Linked DNA regions of Homo sapiens: region 2 is linked to region 1. A link is a contact called in ENCODE Hi-C or POLR2A ChIA-PET data. All regions are on one chromosome and are shown on one strand. Each heading gives the region's core, a stretch centred on a gene start or an enhancer-like site at or near the end of the contact. The rest is flanking DNA. Distances are from core to core; before and after follow the strand shown. Region 1 holds the start of NRM (nurim). Region 2 has its middle 18 kb from the start of C6orf15.

Region 1 (3,812 bases), core at 1,205-3,704:
TGCCCAGGCTGGAGTGCAGTGGCGCGATCTCGGCTTACTGCAACCTCCGCCTCCCAGGTTCAAGCAATTCTCCTGCCTCAGCCTCCCAAGTAGTTGGGACTACAGGTGTGTGCCACCACACCCGGCTAATTTTTGTATTTTTAGTAGAGACGGGGTTTCGCCATGTTGGTCAGGCTGGTCTCTAACCCCTGACCTCGTGATCCACCCACCTAGGCCTCCCATAGTGCTGGGATAACAGGCATGAGCCACCGCGCCCAGCTCCTTTTTTTTTTTTTTTGAGACGGAGTCTCACTCTGTCACCCAGGCTGGAGTCCAGTGGCGAGATCTCAGCTTATCGCAACCTCCACCTCCCGGGTTCAAGCGATTCTCCTGCCTCAGCCTCCCGAGAAGCTGGGATTACAGGCTCCTGCCACCACACCTGGCTAATTTTTGTCTTTTAAGTGGAGACGAGGTTTCACCATGTTGGCCAGGCTGGTCTCAAACTCCTGACCTCAGATGATCCAACTGCCTCGGCCTCCCAAGTGCTGGGATTACAGCTGTGAGCCACTGCGCCCAGCCAGAGACCTTGATTTCTTACCATACCTGCTGTCTGTAGAGCACCATGTAGCACTCAGCTACACTCCCTCTTCATGAGTGGTACTATTTAAATGCCTCAGGTTAAACATCTAGAGATTAGGGATCTTTTCTTACACTTCCTTGTATTTTATTTATTTATTTTTTTGTTTGAGACAGAATCTTGCTCCATCACCCAGTGGATTCTCCTGCCTCAGCCTCCCAAGTAGCTGGGATTACAGGCGCATACCACCACACCCAGCTAATTTTTAAAATTTTTTAGTAGAAATGGGGTTTCACCACGTTGGCCATTCTGGTCTCCAGCTTCTGGTCTAAAGTGATCCACCCACCTCAGCCTCCCGAATTGCTGGGATTACAGGCGTGAGCCACCGAGTCTGGCCTCTTACACTTCCAATGAACCCCATAGCTTGTAGCACATTGCTTTGTGTGGTAAGTGTCTCTATTCATGGTCCTAGCAGGAAATGAATAGCACAGTGAAATTAGGATAATTTGGGGGAGAGTTTAATAAAGTGATAATTACAAAGAAGTAGGCAGGGTGTAGGGAAATCAGAAAGAATAGTGCAGTGCCTTAGTACCCACAGCTCTGTTGTGATCACCTCCAAGCTCAAAAAGATGAGGACAGAGCAGTCGTGTAGAGAGGACTTTCTTTTTTTTTTTTTCTTTTCTTTTTTTTTTTTTTTTTTTTTGAGATGGAGTCTTGCTCTGTCGCCCAGGCTGGAGTGCAGTGGCGCGATCTCGGCTCACTGCAAGCTCTGCCTCCCGGGTTCACGCCATTCTTCTGCCTCAGCCTCCTGAGCAGCTGTGACTACAAGCGCCCGCCACCGCGCCCGGCTAATTTTTTTTGTATTTTTAGTAGAGACGGGGTTTCACCGTGGTCTCGATCTCCTGACCTCGTGATCCACCCGCCTCGGCCTCCCAAACTGCTGGGATTACAGGCGTGAGCCACCGCGCCCGGCGAGAGGACTTTCTCAATAAAAACTGTGACTTTCATTGATACCGTCCATTTGGGACAACTTACTGAAGCAGAAAGCAGGGTGGAGACTGAATTCAAGGGAAAACATAAGATGTCTGGTACAGCATACAACAGCATTGATTCAGAGGAGGGTGGGAGTACTGAGCCCAGGAGACGGAGAAGGAATGTAAAGCCTGCGAGAGGCTGCTCAGCAATTATCTGGTCCCTTAGCCTACAGGATTAGCAGCTTCCTAACTCAGGCAATTATCTCTCTGGACCTGTTTCTTCTATCTATAAGTTGATGGAATTAGTCTAATGATATCTAAGGTCCCTACTATGTGTACGTCTACTGTGACAAGGTCCTTAGCTGCATGATCTTTAATTCTGACAAAGGTTACTATCACAAATATTTTAACATGTTTATTCTCGTGGTTACTAATCAACAATCTCTGGCACTATTACAACAAACCTTTCAGTATTTACAGAGAAGTTATTTGCCATTCTTAGCAACTGGCCAGTCAACAACTCAACTTTATAGTAAGTTACAGAATTTATTCTGTATATTGTATTCTGTACAATGTATTCCATACATTAATTTATTTTGTGGTAAAACAGTAACTTTTCATTTTAGATGGGAAAACTAGACGAGCTGAGATTCAACCCACGTGAGCGGCTGCAGAGCCGCTACCCTTAACAGCTCTCTCTCGGGATTCTAACATTCCCTTCTGTGACGGAGAGACAGCAGGCCGGGACACGCATCCCAGGACGGATCCACAGCTGGATGGGGAAGGCTGCGCCAGGCGGGCCGGAAGCCTGGCGGTGGCGTGCAGGAGCCCCGCCCTCCTGGGCTGGATTCAGCCGGGGGCGGGGCCGCGGGCGGGGCCTGTGGCAGCGGGAATCCCGACCCCGCCCCTTTCCCCACCCCTCCATTTCTCGCCATGGCCCCTGCACTGCTCCTGATCCCTGCTGCCCTCGCCTCTTTCATCCTGGCCTTTGGCACCGGAGTGGAGTTCGTGCGCTTTACCTCCCTTCGGCCACTTCTTGGAGGGATCCCGGAGTCTGGTGGTCCGGGTGAGCGGGAGGGATCGAGGATGAACTGGGAGGAGGAAGGTGGAGCCGTAGGAGAGGGATTGAGGGCGGGGCTTGGAAACAAATGACAGGGGAAGTCCAAGAGAGGGAACTCGAACCTTGAAAGCGGCCGAGAAGCTACAGGGGAGGGAGACCTGAGTTCTAAATTAGGAACTCAAGGATTAGAGTTTTGGAGAGGCGGGAGAGTGAGGACTGAGGGAGCCGAAAAGGGCGGTGACCGGAGTATTCTAAGTAAAGTGTTTTGTAGAGAGGACTGTTGAGAGGAGAGTGTTAAAAAGAAGGAGCATTTGGAGAACCGAAGTAAGAGGGGCAATCCAGCGTGGCCTCTCCAGCCATGCTTTTTGCAACTGCCTAACATGTGGTGTTCTATAAATCCTCTTCCCCAGGTTTGCAGGAGGCCTAGGGAAGAGGGCAGAAACTAGGGATGGAAAAGTGAGATGGGCACAGCCTAGAGAGGAAGCATTAAGGCTCTTGAAAGCAGTAAGGGACATGGCCTGGGGATCCAAGAGGAGATGAGGGTGGGGGAAACATTCTGCCACTGTTTCGATCTTTTGTCTCTTTTTCCCTCAACTTCCTGTAGATGCCCGCCAGGGATGGCTGGCTGCCCTGCAGGACCGCAGCATCCTTGCCCCCCTGGCATGGGATCTGGGGCTCCTGCTTCTATTTGTTGGGCAGCACAGCCTCATGGCAGCTGAAAGAGTGAAGGCATGGACATCCCGGTACTTTGGGGTCCTTCAGAGGTCACTGTATGTGGCCTGCACTGCCCTGGCCTTGCAGGTATGAGGCCCTGGCCTTGCAGGTATGAAATCCTGGCAGTTGAGTCCCCAAGGGAGACCAAGTGTGGGAGGGGTGCCGTGGATTGGAGGGGCAAAATATGGGTTCAGGAGGAGAATTGAGGAACTAATCTCAGCTTCCATTCCTCCACAGCACATATCCTACTTTTTATCAAGAAGGGTGTACTTGTCCTTCCCTAAGCACAAGATATGCTTCTCACCTCTGCAACTTTGTTTATGTCCTGCTTGAGATCCCTTCTCTTCAGTCCTACCCTTTCTTCAAAACCACTTCCCTAGGTCTGAAGAGAAGGCCTTGTCTGTCTTTTCACTGGGTGGTTGGCACAGGCTACTACTTTGCGTAGCTATCAGGTCACCCCATCTATTCTATAAGTTCTCAGGGTAGAGACAGGCCATCCTTACATCTT
Region 2 (3,649 bases), core at 445-2,944, 400 kb before region 1:
CTACTTTTTGTATTTTTTGTAGAGATGGGGTTTCGCCACGTTGCCCAGGCTGGTCTTGAACCCCTCTGCTCAAGTGATCTGTCCGTCTTGGCCTCCCAAAGTGCTGGGATTACAGGCATGAGCCACGTGCCCAGCCTGTCCTTCACATTCTTGAAGTCATCCTTGCTCTATGGCAACAACAGAACATTCAAGTCCTGTCCTGATTCTTTCCTTCTCTGAGACATGGAATCAGTTGTCACCTAAGCCTTGCATTCTAAGGGGTCCTAGTTTCTATAAATGAAAAACAGTATTTGAAACCAAAGGCTAGGTCCTGGGGTTCCACATGACAGCTAGTGACAAAACTACTACCTCCTCTGTTGGCCACTTTTTTGTTTGTTTGTTTGTTAGTTTGAGACAGAGTCTTGCTGTGTTGCCAGGCTGGAGTGCAGTGGTGCCATCTTGGCTTAGTGCAACCTCAACCTCCCAGGCTCAAGCAATCCTCCCACCTCAGCCTCCCAAGTAGCTAGGACTACAAGTGCACCACCATGCCTGGCTAATTTTTTTTTTTTTTTTTTTAAATAGAGACAGGGTTTCACCATGTTGCCCAGGCTGGTCTCAAACTCCTGGGCTGAAGCCATCTGCCCATCTCAGCCTCCCAAAATGCTGGGATTACAAGTGTGATCCACTGTGCCTGGCCCATAGTTGGCCACTTTTTAAGATAGACGTTAATGTCAAATTTGCTAACTTAACATGCTGTTTGTTGTATCCTACTTGCATTAGAGAGAGCAGGGTAGACTCATCATGAAAACTTTCCACATCACTGAGAGACAATGAAGGGACCATACCCAGGTTTATGCAGGAATGAAGTGAAGGAATATGTGGAAGTTAAAGTCAGTGTGGGGAAGGCTGGAGAGTGTGAATTGGGCAACACTCCACGTAAGGTGAGGTCAGCTGGGAAACCAGTCCACTGTAGAGATTTTGAAGTCATAAGTTTGAGATAAGGTGAAGTGCTCAGTGATTTTTCCACCTGTTATTTTCACCTAACAAAGACCTGTTTGAGCTATAGTCATTCAGGATGTGACCATGTGTCCCCCACCCCCAAAAGATACGCTGAAATCTTAATCCCTGGTACCTCAGAATGTGATCTGATTAGGAAATAGGGTCTTTATAGAGGTCATCAAGTTAAAATGAGGTCATTAGGGTGAGCCTTAATCCAATAGAATTTGAGTGGAGCCTGGAGCATCTGCAGGACCCAAGAAAGTGACCACAGAGAGGGGCCAAGGGGTGGGGGTGCTGGTGCTGACACTGCAGAGCCTTCTAGGCCTTCTTAGGGATTTGGCATTTTACCTGTATCTGAAGAACAAGGGTTGCACTGATGGCAAGCCAAGATGCATTGTGTTTGCTAGGGGCTGCCAAGTTGCCAAGAGAGGAAATGACTCTGCAGATGGTTCTGCAGGGCCTGGCACAGGGCGAGTTTCCTGCATGAGGGAGGTGCTTTTATTTAATTGTTAAATTTGTTTCCTGTTTATGCCCTTCTTTCTCATATGGGGATGTTCATGGCCTCCTGCCTGGGTGGTGACAGCACTCTCCTAACTGGCCTCATACCCACAGGCTCTGCGTCCTCCAGCCCATCCTATAAGTCAGTTCATCAGACCTCTACCCTGCTCAGGTACTGGCTGGGTGCAGAGCCTGCAGCTTGCACAGAAGGTCGTTCCTGTGCAGCTGACTGCCCCTCCAGGCTCTGTCTGTCTCTTGTCCTCACCCTCACCCCTGCTCCTGCTCTCTGCTGGGCAGACACCACTGGTGGAACTCATGAACATTTGCAGAACTAATGACTGAAGGCACCAGGGCCCTGGCAGCCACCCCACCCTGCATGCAACTGGAGCTCTTCACCACTCTGCACTTTGGTTCTGTGATTTGCCCACCTCCTCTTTCTCTGCCTGTTAAATGGAACATTCATTTGCTACATTCCAGTTCCAGAAGCTTTTAACAAAACCCAGGGAATCCTAGAAGGGTACAGTAAGAGGAATGGAAAGAGGAAAGAAGTTAAAATGTATTTGGTGGCCAGACGCAGTGGCTCATGGCTGTAATCCCAGCACTTTGGGAGGCCGAGGCGGGCGGATCACTTGAGATCAGGAATTCAAGACCAGCCTGGTCAATATGGCAAAACCCCATCTCTACTAAAAATATAAAAATTAGCTGGGCGTAGTGGCGGGCAACTGTAATCCTAGCTACTCGGAAAGCTGAGGCACGAGAATCACTTGAACCCCAGAGGCAGAGGTTGCAGTGAGCTGAGATCGCACTACTGCACTCCAGCCTGGGTGACAGAGTGAGACTCCAATTCCAAAAATAAATAAATAAATAAATAAATAAATAAATGTGTTTGGTTCAGGGGAAAGACTAAAGCTACTGAATAACCTTTGATGTTAAATAAAATTATAACTTTAAATAGATGTAAGGGAAATCATGAATTAGACTAGAACTAAAGATGCATGTTTTAAACTACTGGAAGGGCTGAAACAACAACATAGAGAGCAACCCTTTCGGTGAAAATCAGGGGAAAAAATAGTACTCAGAAAAAATAAAGTAATATAGACATAAAAGCTTATCTCTTTTTTAAACAGAGTATTCGTGTTCCATGAAACTGCTGGTGATAATTTTTAAAAAGTGTATTCATGGAGAAAGTTCTGATGAGATATTATTTCGGCGGTTATTCCTTGGTGGTAGAAGCTTTTCAGGACTTTTCAACTTTGTACTTTGTACTTTTACAAAGACCTGTATAGTACTGGGTTTATAATAAAAACAAAACAAACACAAAAGCCCATTCATCTGCAAACAACTCATTGTTCAAGTCTTTCCTGACCCTCCCACTGAACTCCCAGGCTGATGGTGACTTTCTCATGACATTGAAGGACATTGAATAATTATAACTACTGTAACTAATGGGCCCAGCACTAAGCTCTCTAAGCCTCATCTTCCTTATCTGTAAAGTGGGGATAGTCAGAGTTCCCATGTGATAGGCTTGTTGAGATGACTCAACCAAATATTTGTATACGAAATTCTTAGCATCGTGTCTGGCACGATAAGAACTCAATAACAATTTGCTGTTGTTACCATTATTATTATAATTTATTTTATGTTATTTTTTGAGTGACAGAGTGTCACTCTGTCCCCCAGGCTGGAGTGCAGTGGCACGATCTTGGCTGACTGCAACCTCCACCTGCTGGCTTCAAAGGATTCTCCTGCCTTAGCCTCCTGAGTAGCTGGGAATACGCCCCCGGCTAATTTTTTTTTTTTTTTTTTTTTTGAGACTCGCTCTGTCACCTAGTCTAGAGTGCAGTGGTGCGATCTCGGCTCACTGCAACATACGCCTCCCAAGTTCAAGCGATTCTCCTGCCTCAGACTCCTGCATAGCTGGGATTACAGGCACCCGCCATCATGCCCAACTAATTTTTGTATTTTTGGTAGAGATGGGGTTTCACCATGCTGGCCAGGCTGGTCTTGAACTCCTGACTTCAGGTGATCAGCCCACCTCAGCCTCCCAAAATGTTGGGATTACAGGTGTAAGCCACCGTGCCCAGCCTAATTTTTGTATTTTTAGAAGAGACGGGGGTCTCACCATGTTGACCAGGCTGGTCTAGAACTCCTGATCTCAGGTGATCTGACCACC

What was found. A loop is a pair of places that touch in the nucleus more often than their neighbours do. ChIA-PET counts read pairs that join two places held with the same protein, here RNA polymerase II (POLR2A). Pooled maps may share reads with other maps.
Region 2: POLR2A ChIA-PET joins it to region 1 with 10 read pairs in GM10248. The contact joins the enhancer-like site here to the promoter of NRM in region 1. A Hi-C loop is called at or near these places in 9 of 168 maps with a recorded cell type or tissue (CD4-positive, alpha-beta T cell, IMR-90, K562 and 4 more), 2 of 37 single-sample maps with no recorded cell type and 13 of 50 pooled maps. POLR2A ChIA-PET finds 5 or more read pairs at or near these places in 4 of 52 experiments (GM10248, HEK293, PC-3 and 1 more).

The regions. Positions count from the first base shown.
Region 1 is chr6:30,689,626-30,693,437 of GRCh38, reverse strand. It overlaps NRM (nurim), which reads left to right and starts at 2,454. Exons shown (of 4, transcript NM_001384369.1): 1 at 2,454-2,596; 2 at 3,195-3,391. The coding sequence starts at 2,464.
Region 2 is chr6:31,092,561-31,096,209 of GRCh38, reverse strand. No RefSeq gene overlaps it. Among named protein-coding and RNA genes, the nearest start is that of C6orf15, 18 kb to the left of the region's middle. Within about 2 kb of position 1,694, at least 6 of the 41 ENCODE cell types and tissues checked have a DNase peak (open chromatin) inside an H3K27ac peak, as active enhancers do; they include CD4-positive, alpha-beta T cell, PC-3 and endothelial cell of umbilical vein, where a contact is called at or near this core.